Linked DNA regions of Homo sapiens: regions 1, 2 and 4 are each linked to region 3. Evidence: chromatin contacts called from ENCODE Hi-C or POLR2A ChIA-PET data. All regions are on one chromosome and are shown on one strand. Each heading gives the region's core, a stretch centred on a gene start or an enhancer-like site at or near the end of the contact. The rest is flanking DNA. Distances are from core to core; before and after follow the strand shown.

What was found. Hi-C counts contacts between places; a loop is a spot of excess contacts on that map. ChIA-PET counts read pairs that join two places held with the same protein, here RNA polymerase II (POLR2A). Pooled maps may share reads with other maps.
Region 1: a map of B cell shows a loop between it and region 3 (12-fold over the local background). The contact joins the promoter of ABCB8 here to the promoter of ZNF467 in region 3. A Hi-C loop is called at or near these places in 1 of 168 maps with a recorded cell type or tissue (B cell), 2 of 37 single-sample maps with no recorded cell type and 9 of 50 pooled maps. POLR2A ChIA-PET finds 5 or more read pairs at or near these places in 2 of 52 experiments (A673 and PC-9).
Region 2: a pooled map shows a loop between it and region 3 (3-fold over the local background). The contact joins the enhancer-like site here to the promoter of ZNF467 in region 3. A Hi-C loop is called at or near these places in 4 of 50 pooled maps. POLR2A ChIA-PET finds 5 or more read pairs at or near these places in 2 of 52 experiments (WTC11 and naive thymus-derived CD4-positive, alpha-beta T cell).
Region 4: a map of B cell shows a loop between it and region 3 (12-fold over the local background). The contact joins the promoter of TMUB1 here to the promoter of ZNF467 in region 3. A Hi-C loop is called at or near these places in 2 of 168 maps with a recorded cell type or tissue (B cell and CD8-positive, alpha-beta T cell) and 11 of 50 pooled maps.

Annotation. Positions count from the first base shown.
Region 1 is chr7:151,026,746-151,029,794 of GRCh38, reverse strand. It overlaps ABCB8 (ATP binding cassette subfamily B member 8), which reads right to left and starts at 1,345. Exons shown (of 16, transcript NM_007188.5): 1 at 1,185-1,345. The coding sequence starts at 1,279. It overlaps LOC124901777 (a long non-coding RNA gene), which reads left to right and starts at 1,537. Exons shown (of 3, transcript XR_007060593.1): 1 at 1,537-1,832; 2 at 2,783-2,988. RefSeq lists enhancers at 158-761, 1,013-1,322, 762-1,366, 1,972-2,576, 2,577-3,049.
Region 2 is chr7:151,006,986-151,009,912 of GRCh38, reverse strand. NOS3 (nitric oxide synthase 3) reads right to left here. Exons shown (of 27, transcript NM_000603.5): 16 at 2,908-2,927; 17 at 2,637-2,811; 18 at 851-983; 19 at 646-724; 20 at 328-515. Among named protein-coding and RNA genes, the nearest start is that of ATG9B, 16 kb to the left of the region's middle. RefSeq lists enhancers at 1,119-1,168, 2,096-2,676, 2,677-2,927. Within about 2 kb of position 1,677, at least 12 of the 41 ENCODE cell types and tissues checked have a DNase peak (open chromatin) inside an H3K27ac peak, as active enhancers do.
Region 3 is chr7:149,772,191-149,774,890 of GRCh38, reverse strand. ZNF467 (zinc finger protein 467) reads left to right here and starts at 1,303. Exons shown (of 5, transcript NM_207336.3): 1 at 1,303-1,783. RefSeq lists a silencer at 1,681-1,860.
Region 4 is chr7:151,082,142-151,084,841 of GRCh38, reverse strand. TMUB1 (transmembrane and ubiquitin like domain containing 1) reads left to right here and starts at 1,349. Exons shown (of 3, transcript NM_001136044.2): 1 at 1,349-1,408; 2 at 2,249-2,667. The coding sequence starts at 2,279. RefSeq lists a silencer at 1,196-1,585.

The DNA of each region.
Region 1 (3,049 bases), core at 96-2,595, 1.3 Mb before region 3:
TGGCTCATGCCTGTAATCCCAGCACTTTGGGAGGCCGAGGCAGGCAGATCACCCGAGGTCAGGAGTTGAAGACCAGTCTGCCCACCAATATGATGAAACCCCGTCTCTACTAAAAATACAAACATTAGCCGGGTGTGGTGCACATCTGTAATCCCAGCTACTTGGGTGGCTGAAGCATGAGAATTGCTTGAACCCAGGAGGCAGAGGTTGCAGTCAGTCGAGACCATGCCACTGCACTCCAGCCTGGGTGACAGAGCGAGACTCTGTCTCAAAAAAAAAAAAAAAAGAAAAGAAAAGAAAAGAAAAGAAAAGAAAAAAAAAGGAATCAGTCCCTTCTCATAAAGCATTTACATTCGAGTTGTAGTTTCAGGGTCCTTGTTTGTTTCCCATCTGTCTGTCTGTCTGTCTCTCTCTCTCGACCAACCTGTGTAGAGTGTTTTGCGAAAAACACACATGTACAAGTTACTAGATTGACTCTTTTTTTTTTTTTTCTGAGGCAGAGTCTCACTCTATCACCCGGGCTGGAGTGCAGTGGCCATGATCTCAGCTCACTGCAACCTCCGCCTCCCGGGTTGAAGCGATTCTCCTGCCCCAGCCTTCCAAGTAGTTGGAATTACAGGCGCGTGCCACCAATCACGGCAAATTTTTGTATTTTTTAGTAGAGACGAGGTTTTGCCATGTTGGCCAGGCTGGTCTCGAACTCCTGGCCTTCCAAAGTGCTGGGATTACAGGAGCGAGCCACCGCGCCCGGCCTATTAGATTGGCTCTTTATCCCTGCTGAACATCTCTAGTTCTTCTTCGACTCACTTTGAATCCTGGAAGCACCACTACATTAAATGTCTCTTCATACTAATAAGAATTTTCGTCCAAATCGCGCAATCACCTCCAGGGCCAGGAAAGGGGACCCCCGGTCGGGAGTGCGGACTGGGCGTGGTCACTGACCCCGAGCGTCCCCTCCTTCTGGCTGACACGCGGCTGCAGACGCAGGAGCCTCCTGCTGGCGACTGGAGTGTCACTATAAATAATTGAGGCCAACACCCGCGGAGTGACATTCCACCCCGGTAGGCCTGGCCTACAGCTCCCAGCAAGCCTCGCGCAAGCTCGTGGACTCCATCTCCCGGCGGGCCGGCACTGCCCTGCCGGGCGGTCAATGGCCCGCTCTGAGTAGGTTTTTCCGTTTTTACCTGACAGCTGAGAATGTCTGGAAGCGGAGGGGCGGTAGCAGCCTGCCTGGGAATGGGCCACCCCGAATCCCGACCCGAAATAAATGCACCAGCATGCTGACGCGGTAAAACAGGAGCCGCCGGCAATAGCAGTTTCACCCTCATCCCACTGAGGGCTCTATGTTGGCTCCCGCCCCCATCCCGACAACCCCCTCGCGCCTTGGCGGTGATTGGTGAAAAGACACATCAATCTCACTTCAAGCTGTGATTGGAGGATATGTTGTCAGCCCCCTCCTTTTGGAACTGTGATTGGAGGGAATCGCCTATCCGCCCGCCCCCTGCTCTGGGCGGAGCCGAGCAGGAAGTGGGCCTGGCTTTTGCCAGGTGCTCCTGTGGGCTCCGGGTGACGTCCAAAGGGTGTGGCCCGACTGGCCCTCCAAGCTATGGAGTATCCATAGTAACGCGTCAGCCGCCGACCTCGGGCCATTTTCCCAAGGCTCCAGGATCTCTAGATGTCCCGTCGTCTCAAGGGCGTGTAGAACGCGGGTTTTGGGGGAGGAATGAACAAAAATCGACTGGGAGTTTTTTCAAAACACGTACATATGCCCTGCCACCCACCCCGCTCTCCTAGGTGCGTCAGAACTGCTGGGACATCTGTCACGTGAAGGGGTGGGTTGCCCCTCCACACCTGTGGGCGTTTCTCATTAGGTGGAAGGAGAGACTTGGAAAAGAAAGAGACAGAGAGACAAAGTATAGAGAAAGAAAAATGGGCCCAGGAGACCGGAGTTCAGTTTACGGAAGATCCACGCCGGCACCAGCCTCTGAGTTCCCTTAGTATTTATTGATCATTATCGGGTATGGCAGGATAATAGGATAATAGTGGAGAGAAGGTCAGAAGGTAAACACGTGAACAAACGTCTCTGCATCGTAAACAAGGTAAAAAAAAAAATGCTGTGCTTTTGATGTGCATACACATAAACATCACAATGCCTTAAGAAGCAGTATTGCTGCCAGCCTGTCCCACCTCCAGCCCTAAGGCGGTTTTCCCCTATCTCAGTAGAGATAGGCTTTACACCGAGACATTTCCATTGCCCAGGGACGAGCAGGAGACAGAAGCCTTTCTTTTATCTCAACTGCAAAGAGGCATTCCTTCCTCTTTTACTAATCCTCCTCAGTACAGACCCTTTATGGGTGTCGGGCTGGGGGACGGTCAGGTCTTTCCCTTCCCACGAGGCCATATTTCATCACATGGGGAGAAACCTTGGACAATACCTAGCTTTCCTAGGCAGAGGTCCCTGCAGCCTTCCTCAGTGTTTTGTGTCTGGGTACTTGAGATTAGGGAGTGGTTTGAGATTAGGGAGTGGTGATGACTCTTAAGAAGCATGCTGCCTTCAAGAATTTGTTTAACAAAGCACACCGTGCACAGCCCTTAATCCATTTAACCCTGAGTTGACACAGCACATGTTTCAGGGAGCACAGGGTTGGGGGTAGGGTTACAGATCAACAGCATCTCAAGGCAGAAGAATTTTTCTTAGTACAGAACAAAATGGAGTCTCCTATGTCTACTTCTTTCTACACAGACACAGGAACAATCTGATCTCTCTTTCTTTTCCCCACAGTCACGTGTACTTGGGGAAGAACTCCCCCGGTGATTCTGACACTCTTGCCCTACGCCTCAGCCATTGAGAACTATTGGTATGGAGGGCCTGTAATTTATCAAGGCGCGGCCTCAGATCTGTCTGCCTCGCAGATACCTTCCTCACCCGGGTCAGAATGACTTGCCTCAGGCTCCTGCCAAAGAGTTTGCACCACTCGTTTCTTCCCTGTAATTACTTGTTTGCGTATTTGTCTCCCCACTGGGCTGCAGCTTCTTGGGTAGTGGCTCT
Region 2 (2,927 bases), core at 428-2,927, 1.2 Mb before region 3:
TATTTTAAATAAAGCCCAGGCATTGATGTGGCAGCAAATAGCCCCAGTGCCAGCTCCAGAGCAAGCTAGATTGCTAGGGGAGCCTCGGAGAGGAGCCCAGAGGGAGGGGACAGCCTTTTGGTGGGGGTGCATTTGAGGGTGTGGGGATGGTCCAGCAACAAGGCCAGCCCGGCAGTGGGCAGCACAGCCAGCTCTGAGCCTGCCTGCTGAGCTGTGGAGGAGGTGGCCACCCCCTGGGTCGGGTCCTGAGCTCCTGGAGGCCTGGGGCCGGGGGTGGGGCTGGGCATGGGGCTGGTGTGCCCTGTTGCTTCCCAGGCTGCCCCTCACCAGGGCTGCCCTTCTCCAGCTGCTCTACTGCCACGGGCTCAGTGGGCGCCGGCGGGTCCTCCACGCGGCTCAGCAGCGCCTCCACAAGGCCGGGCCGGTTGGGCGGGCAGACACCTATGTGGTCCCCCGGCTGGTACTGCAGCCCCTCCTGGCCTCCGGTGTCCAGGCGCACCAGGATGGTGGCCCTCCTGGGGGTGGGGAGAGGGGCACTTATGGGGAGTCAGAGAGGGGTGGGGGCGGGAGAATGTGGGAGGAGGAGGGTCCAGGGTCAGGGTGTTCAGGACAGGGGTGGGGGGGCGGTAAAGCCGTCGTCCTCACGTGGACTTGCTGCTTTGCAGGTTTTCCACTGAGCGGATTGTAGCCTGGAACATCTTCCGCCTGTGCACGTGGATCAGACCTGGGGGCGGGGAGGGGCAAATGAGGCAGCCTGAGCTAGGGAGCAGGGCCTGGCCCCAGAGTGCTTTAGTCCCGGGGTGTGGGGGCCTCAGAGAACCAGCCGGGTTAGGGTGAGGGCAGGGCCCACCTGGCAGCAACTGCAGGCCCTCGGCCTGGGCGCTCAGCCGGTACCTCTGGCGCTTCCAGCTCCGTTTGGGGCTGAAGATGTCTCGGGCGGCGGCCTTGGCATCCTCTCCCACACAGAAGGTCTCACAGGCGGCCTGCGGGACAGGCCGGTGAGGGCTGAGGACCTCCCGCCACCAGGGGTCGCCCTAGTGAGGCGCCTGGGCGGCTTCACTGCGTCTTGCTCCTGGGGGGTTGGCAGCCCCAGTGGCTGAGGCCGGCGCCAAGGACAGCACCTTTTCCGCCAGCCCATTTCATGGATTGGCCGCTGGGCCCAGGGACCCGGCTGGCTCTTTCTCTGCACGTCCTGATTGGTGCATCGTTCCTTATCTGGTGCGTGTTAATCCCGTGATCCGAGAAGCATAGTGCTTGGCACACGGTAGCTCTGTGAAGGCGTCTGTGTGTTCAGACCTGCATTCAAATTCCGAATCCCGTACTTACAGTGACATGCCTCAGTTTCCCCATCTTTACACCTCATTGTGTTCTGGTGAAGATTAAATGAGATACTTTATGTAAAGCCCTTAGCTTTCCACAAAGTGCGTGCAGATAGTAAGTGCTCCTGGGAAGGGACGCACAATTCGGGCGGCAGAGGGGACCCCACGGGGCAGATCCCTGGGAGGGTGTGGATCCCGTCTACTCCTGGTCAGGCACACAGCTGGAAAACTGCTGGGCCAGTCCCAGGCTTGAAATGCAGGGCTCACCCGTGATTGGCTGAGCCTCATATCACCAAGTCCCGTTAATCTTTCTTTTGTGGTGCGTGTGAAGTCTTATATCTCTTCCTTCCTTCCTCGGCCCCTCCCTCCCTTCCTTCCTATCTCCACTGCTGCTGCTCTGCTTAGCTCAGCCTTCCTGCTTCTGGTTCGGTGATGCTGTAATGGATCCTACGCCTCTAAAGTCCTATTCCCAAAACCTGATGATGTGGTCTCATCCCGCTGCAATGGCTCTTTTTGTTTAAATTCTTTAAGTCTTATTTTCCGTTCCCTTCTTCCCAATCAGGGCCTATGTGTTTCTGCAGCCTGACCTCCCCGTCCCTGAGGTAGCCCCCACTCCCTCTCCTCCTAGGATGCCCTCCTCCTCCAATCAAGGCAAATCTGCTGAGCTCCAGCCTGGGCCCCGGGACAGCAGCACTGCCCTGAACAGTGTGGCACTGGGGAGACCGAGCCCTTGTCAACTGCAGACATGATCCCCAGACAGGCAGCACTGCCCCTGAGGAAGCCCAGGCTTAAAAAGCCACAGCCCCCAGGGATCCACCTCTCCCTGTGCTTGCTTGCCCGGCCCGGGACCAGTTCTGCGGTGCAGGCACCGCCCCAGGCTGTCTGGCCTCTGGCTTCCTGTGGCTTCTGTGCTGGCCTCAGCTTCAGCCCTTGCCTCTGTCTGACCTTCTCTCTGTCCCTTCCTTCTCCCTCCATCCTGCCCATCCTGGGTGGGGTCCCCTGCCCTGCCCTGCACCCCCTCCCTTTGTGCGCCCACTTGTGAGGCCCAGCCTGTGCCTGGCTGAAGCTCCCTCCTGCCAGGGCCCTGCCTGCTCTCTTTCGGCTGCACTTCTGCCTGGGCTAGGCACCCCTGTGGTCGGCAGGGCCATGTCATCCTCTGCCCCTGACCCAGAAGAGCTGGCTATGCCATGGAGAGATGAGGGTGGATTTTGGAAGGAACAGGAAGGGACCAAAGAACCAAACAGAATCAGGGCAGAGTGAGGCAGGAGGAGGCATCCCAGGGGGCAGGAGTCAGAGCAGGGGCTGGGCTGGGCTCACCTGGAAGGCAGCCTGGGCCCAGCCTCGGAAGGCCTCCTCCTGGCCGCACAGCTCGTCGCCCTGGCCCAGCTGCAGCAGCCGCTCCCCGCCCAGTTCCTCCAGCCGTGTGTCCACGGCACGAGCAAAGGCGCAGAAGTGGGGGTATGCCCGGGAGCCGAGCCCGAACACACAGAACCTGGGGTGCAGGGGTCGTCAGTGGAGCTCCCTTTGCAGGCCACGTTTGCCCAGGCAGCTTGCCCACCCGTTGCACCCCTCTTGGTGAGGCCCTGACCTGAGGGTGCCCAGGGCCCC
Region 3 (2,700 bases), core at 54-2,553:
TGTTAACCAGAGCTGGGCCGGGCTCTCCTTCTCCTGGGTTCACCATTGGTCCCAGGGCCAAAAAAGGGCCCAGAGTGAGTCTCTCAGGGGGTCACGGATGACTGGGATCAACTCCTGCTCTGGAGTCCTCAGAAAGAGCCACACGCACACCCAGACACCCCCCTTTCCTGTTTTACACACATGCACACTCTCACTGTAAGTCTCACAACACCGGCACAGGTGCTCGGCCACACCCCAGCACGCACAGTGACACATGCTACTCCAGGTGCTCCCTTCATCCTGGAGGCAGAGGAGCCTTCACAGCTGAGCCCGAGTGATGGGCGCTCTTCCAGGCACTCATCCTTGTGGTGGGCTGTGGTAGCAGGAGCTCAAGGGCCATTCACACCCTCCCCTTCCCAGCCTCACTCAGCTCTGGATTCAAACCGGGGCTGATCAGGCAGCACTGGGATTGGGAAGAGACCCGAGTTGCAGTCACCCTTTCCCGTAAAGGGGCAGAAGGGAGGAAGCTGGAACCCAGGGGTTTGGAGAAAGTTCATGGAGAGGAGACCGGGAACTAACAGTCCAGACTTCAGCATCTCCGGAGCTTTCAGGAGTGGGCGCAGCGGGAACAAGGCCAAGGAGAAACCTCGTAACCTGGGCAGGGAGGGCGAGTGGAGTCCCCTGAGGAGCTGGGGCTGAGGGCTGAGGGCTGAGGGCTGCCCTCCACATCTAACTCCAGGTGGTGTCCGGGCCAGCAGGCCCCCCAGCAATCGTCTCCCGCCCATAGAGCCCTCCCCTCTCTGCAGCCCCCTCCCAGACCCTCCCCCGGACCCCGCCCTCAGAATCTCCGCCCAGCCCCGTCCCAGCCTTGCCCCCTGGAGCTCCCGACCTGGCCCGGCCTTCTCCCAGGGGACCTGGCTTAAAGTCCTCTCCCCAGTTTCTACTTCGAAGGACCCGTTCTCGCAAGCACAGGGGCCCAGCCCTCTCTCCCGCCTGCCCCCACGGCTCCCGCGGCTGGTTTCGAATCGGGTCCTCGGGACTCCAGGCGAGGGGCTGCGGGTCTGGGTGGATCGGGGTGGAATCCGGGTGGAGAATGGGGGCGGGGCCGGAGTTTCCCAGACCGACCCCCCGGGCCGTCCTCCCGCGGGAGCGCGGCGCTGCACACCCGGCTGGCACCGGCGACTTAGAGACGGCAGCGCACGACTCGCTGGCTCCCCCCCGACACGGCCCCTCCTCGTTCCCCCAACTCCTCCCCGCCACCCCCCCACCCGTTCGCGCTCCACCTTTCCCCGGCTCCTCCCTCCGCGGCCGCGAGCACCCTCCCTTGGCACCCTTCCCCGCAGCCCGAGTGCCTGTCCTCCCCAGCCTCCTCGCCCTCCTCCACCCCCTCTCCCATCACCCTCCCCTCCCCTCCCCTCCCCTCCCCCGTCCTGAGCTCCCACTTCCACACCTACTCCAGGCTCGGAGCCTTAGGACCATCACCTGCCCACCTAAGCCCACGGTGCTCCCTCCTGGGACCCCACTCCTGAAACCCCCTGCCCCTGCCTCCCCCAGCCCGGTGCGCCGGGGCTCTCCGCCCGCTCCCTCGGTCCCTCCTCCCTTGCAGGCGCCGTTTCCCGGCTTCGACTCCCCGCGCGTCTATCCCTCTCCTCCCCGCGAAGTTTCGGGGCTGTCAGTCTGTCAGTCTTTCAGGCCGTCAGCACCCGAGCTGCAGGCGGCGAGCGCCATTGTGAGCAGAGCCGGCGGGGCAGGAGGCCCGGGCGCCTGGGTCCCCGCGGCGCGGGCGGAGCGGCCGGCCAGCCAGGTAAGGGCCGGGGAGGCTCCTCTGCAGGCGGCCCCGCCCGCGTCTCCCTCAGCGCCGCGGTTGGGTCACGGCCGGCTCCGCGCAGGTGACAGCCCCGGGGGTAGGGGCGCGGACGGCGGGCGTGGGGGAGGGGCGCGGGTCCGGGGAGGTCGGGGGCTGGGGGGAAGGGAGGGCAAGGCCGGCGCGGGCAGGGTGAGGGCTGTGGGGGTAGAGGAGACCGGGGGGGCTGGAGGGAAGGGCGGGGGCTGGGAGGGGGTCGGGCGGGAGGCAGGTGGGAAGGGGGACGACGGGCCCCGAGGGGAGGAGAGAGGGAGTGTGGGAGGGGGCCGAGGGGGAAGGGGAGGAAGAAGCGGGCGCTGGGGACCGGGCCACTCGGTAGGGGCGGGAGAGGAGGGCGCTGACAGGTGAGCCCCGGAGCTGGGGAGGGGGCCGGGACCTGGAATGAAGTCGGCGATCGGAGCTGCTTGGGAGGGCGGCGGGGCAGGGAGGTGGAGCTGAGGGTCCCGTCGGGAGGAAAACTTGGGAGGGGTGAGAAGTCCGAGGGGAGCAGAAATAGGGAGGGGGCGCCGCGGCGGAGAAGAGAGGCGCGGAGGGGTGTTCGGAGGGGAGACGGAGTGGGGAGGGCAGGGCCCGCGGGAAGGTCCCGAGAGAGCGGGTCAGCCCTAGACCCCCAGGCTTGGGGGCCGGAGGACCCGGGAGCTGGGAAGCAGCCTGGGAGGGGGGAGGGGAAGAGCGGTTCTGGGGACTGGGGACGGGGAGGGAAGCGAAGCTGGAGCCTGCTGGGGAGACAGAGGGGGAAGGGAGGCGGGGGCCTCGGAGGGGAAGGAGAGCTGCAGAAGGGAGGGGGGAGGGGGAGGGCGGTGGGGAGACGTGGGGGAGGGCTGGAAAGGGGGAGGGGAAGGGAACCGAGGTGAGGC
Region 4 (2,700 bases), core at 100-2,599, 1.3 Mb before region 3:
ATTTTTTTTGAGACGGAGTCTCACTCTGTCACCCAGGCTGGAGTGCAGTGACTCGATCTCAGCTCACTGCAACCTCCACCTCCCGCATTCAAATGATTCTCCTGCCTCAGCCTCCCGAGTAGCTGGGATTACAGGCGCCCGCCACCACGCCCAGCTAATTTTTGTATTTTTTTTTGTAGAGACAGGGTTTTACCATGTTGGCCAGGCTGGTCTCGAACTCAGTGATCCGCCTGCCTTGGCTCCCAAAGTGCCAGGATTACAGGCGTGAGCCACTGCGCCTGGCCATAGTACATCTTTTAAAAAATATGTTAGTAGAATAAATGAATGAACAGGAGGGATGGAACTAGAGGTAGGTTAGTTCTGTATGGTATCAATCTAGACTGACATTCCTAAGGCAATATTTGGGCCACTTGCTCCCACAGTAGGCAAGAACCATGGGAAGACTAGGATAGATTATTTTAAATCAAGACTGGCCTGTAAAAACCAGGATGTGAGATCTCTGTGGCTACAGGAGCCCAGAGGGAAAAATCCAGATATCCACAGGCCTGGGATTCAATGCCATCCACACAGTAACACACCAAAGACCCGACTCCTGAGACCAGGTTTGGGTGGAGGTGAGCGAATAGCTACTGTGTGACATGTACCTTAGTTTTTACACTTTTTAATAAAACATCTAATTTCTTCCTTATGATTGACTTACGAGGTGTGTTTTAGAGAGGAAGAAATTAATGTTCAGAGAGATTCAATAACCCACCCAAGGTCATATAGCTGAGAAGCACAAGATAAGGGATCAGGATTTCTGCCAGGTTCCAAGGTCTATGCTTCTTCCACAGCCCTGAAGGGGCTGTGGAGTCCCGAAGGTGGAGGAGGGGACCAAGGAAAGGGGCAGCCCTGAGGATGGGTATCCCTAGCCAGCCTGGTGGGGCAGCCCATGGATATTGGGCTCTGGGCTGAAGAATTAATTTTGGTGGCCAAAGTGCCTTCTGGCGTCCACTCTGACATAACAGTAGGGGCCACCTGAGTTCCTCAGAGCCTTCCACACTGCATCACGAACACGGGTACTCTGACGTGCTCCAGCTGACGTCGGTGTCTGGTGTGATAGATGCCCTGGCTGTTGGCAGGGGAGGGGGCGGACGCTGCTGCCGCCCAAACCTCTAGGGGGTAGCACAACCCCCAAAACCGCCCCCGCCAGCCCCTTCGCGATCTGCAGGCGCAGAGAACCGCGGGTGGAGCCCCACACGTGGGTCCGCAGGGCGGAGGGCGGGGACAGCGCGGCGCCGGACTACAAGTTCCACAATGCCCCGGGCCGCGGCGGCGGGGAAGGAGGGGTGCTTCAGGTGCCTGCGACCTCCGCGCCTCCCGCCCGGAAGTGCCCGAGGGGCCGCGATGGAGCTGGGGGAGCCGGGCGGTGAGTCCCCGCGCCGTGACCGCGCCCACCCCGCCGCCCAGGGCCCCGGTCGGGCCGGGATCGCCGTGCCCTCCTGCGGCTTCGGGGGGCGGGAAGGTGGGAGGGGTGATGAGAGGTGGGGGTGGGGAACGTGAAGTCTCGGATTCCGGGCGGGATCTGGGGTCAGGCAGCCCGGGGGGCTTGGAGAGACTTCCAGAGGAGGCGCGGAGTTAGTCCTCCGCGGAGTGGGGTTGAGGGGACCTGGAGGGGGCCGAGCTGGGTGGGTGGTGACGCTCGGTGGCTCCAGATTGCCCAGGGGCGGAGTTTGACGTTTGCTGTGGGGGAAGCCTGGGAAGCAGTCCTGTGCCGCGGGTGGGGTTTAGGTGAACCGTAACGCGGGGGGCGGGGGTGGGGGCACAGAGGCTCTACCCCCACCTCTTAGAAACTTTAGCAGCGGAGTAGATGAGCCTGGGGTGAAGTCGGTGAAGGAGTAGACACACTGGGGTGAAGTGGGCAGGAGAATAGATACGCTTGGGGGTGAAGTTTGGTTGGGGTGAAGTTTAGGAGAGGCGTTGCTTAGGCCCTTACCTTGGGATAGGGTTTGGGTGAGTTGGGAGCTGGTTGAAGACCTCGAGCTCAGATGACAGAAAGTTAGGACTTGGGATTCGGCGATGGGAAGGGGCACCCGGAGGCAAGTTTGGGGCGACTGGGAGGCAGAGAAGCCGGTACCCTGGGGTGGGTGAGGGGACGGAGGCTGAGGACGGTGGGAGCGTCGCGGTGGGGTGAGGGCAGGACCCTGTGGAGGTTCCAGGGCTCCTGGCCAGGGGGCCCGGGCCTCACGGGCTCTTTGTGCCTCTCCAGCTCGGTAGCGCGGCGGGCAAGGCAGGCGCCATGACCCTGATTGAAGGGGTGGGTGATGAGGTGACCGTCCTTTTCTCGGTGCTTGCCTGCCTTCTGGTGCTGGCCCTTGCCTGGGTCTCAACGCACACCGCTGAGGGCGGGGACCCACTGCCCCAGCCGTCAGGGACCCCAACGCCATCCCAGCCCAGCGCAGCCATGGCAGCTACCGACAGCATGAGAGGGGAGGCCCCAGGGGCAGAGACCCCCAGCCTGAGACACAGAGGTCAAGCTGCACAGCCAGAGCCCAGCACGGGGTTCACAGCAACACCGCCAGCCCCGGACTCCCCGCAGGAGCCCCTCGTGCTACGGCTGAAATTCCTCAATGATTCAGAGCAGGTGGCCAGGGCCTGGCCCCACGACACCATTGGCTCCTTGAAAAGGTAAGTAGGTCAAGAGGCAGGAGCAATGCTAAA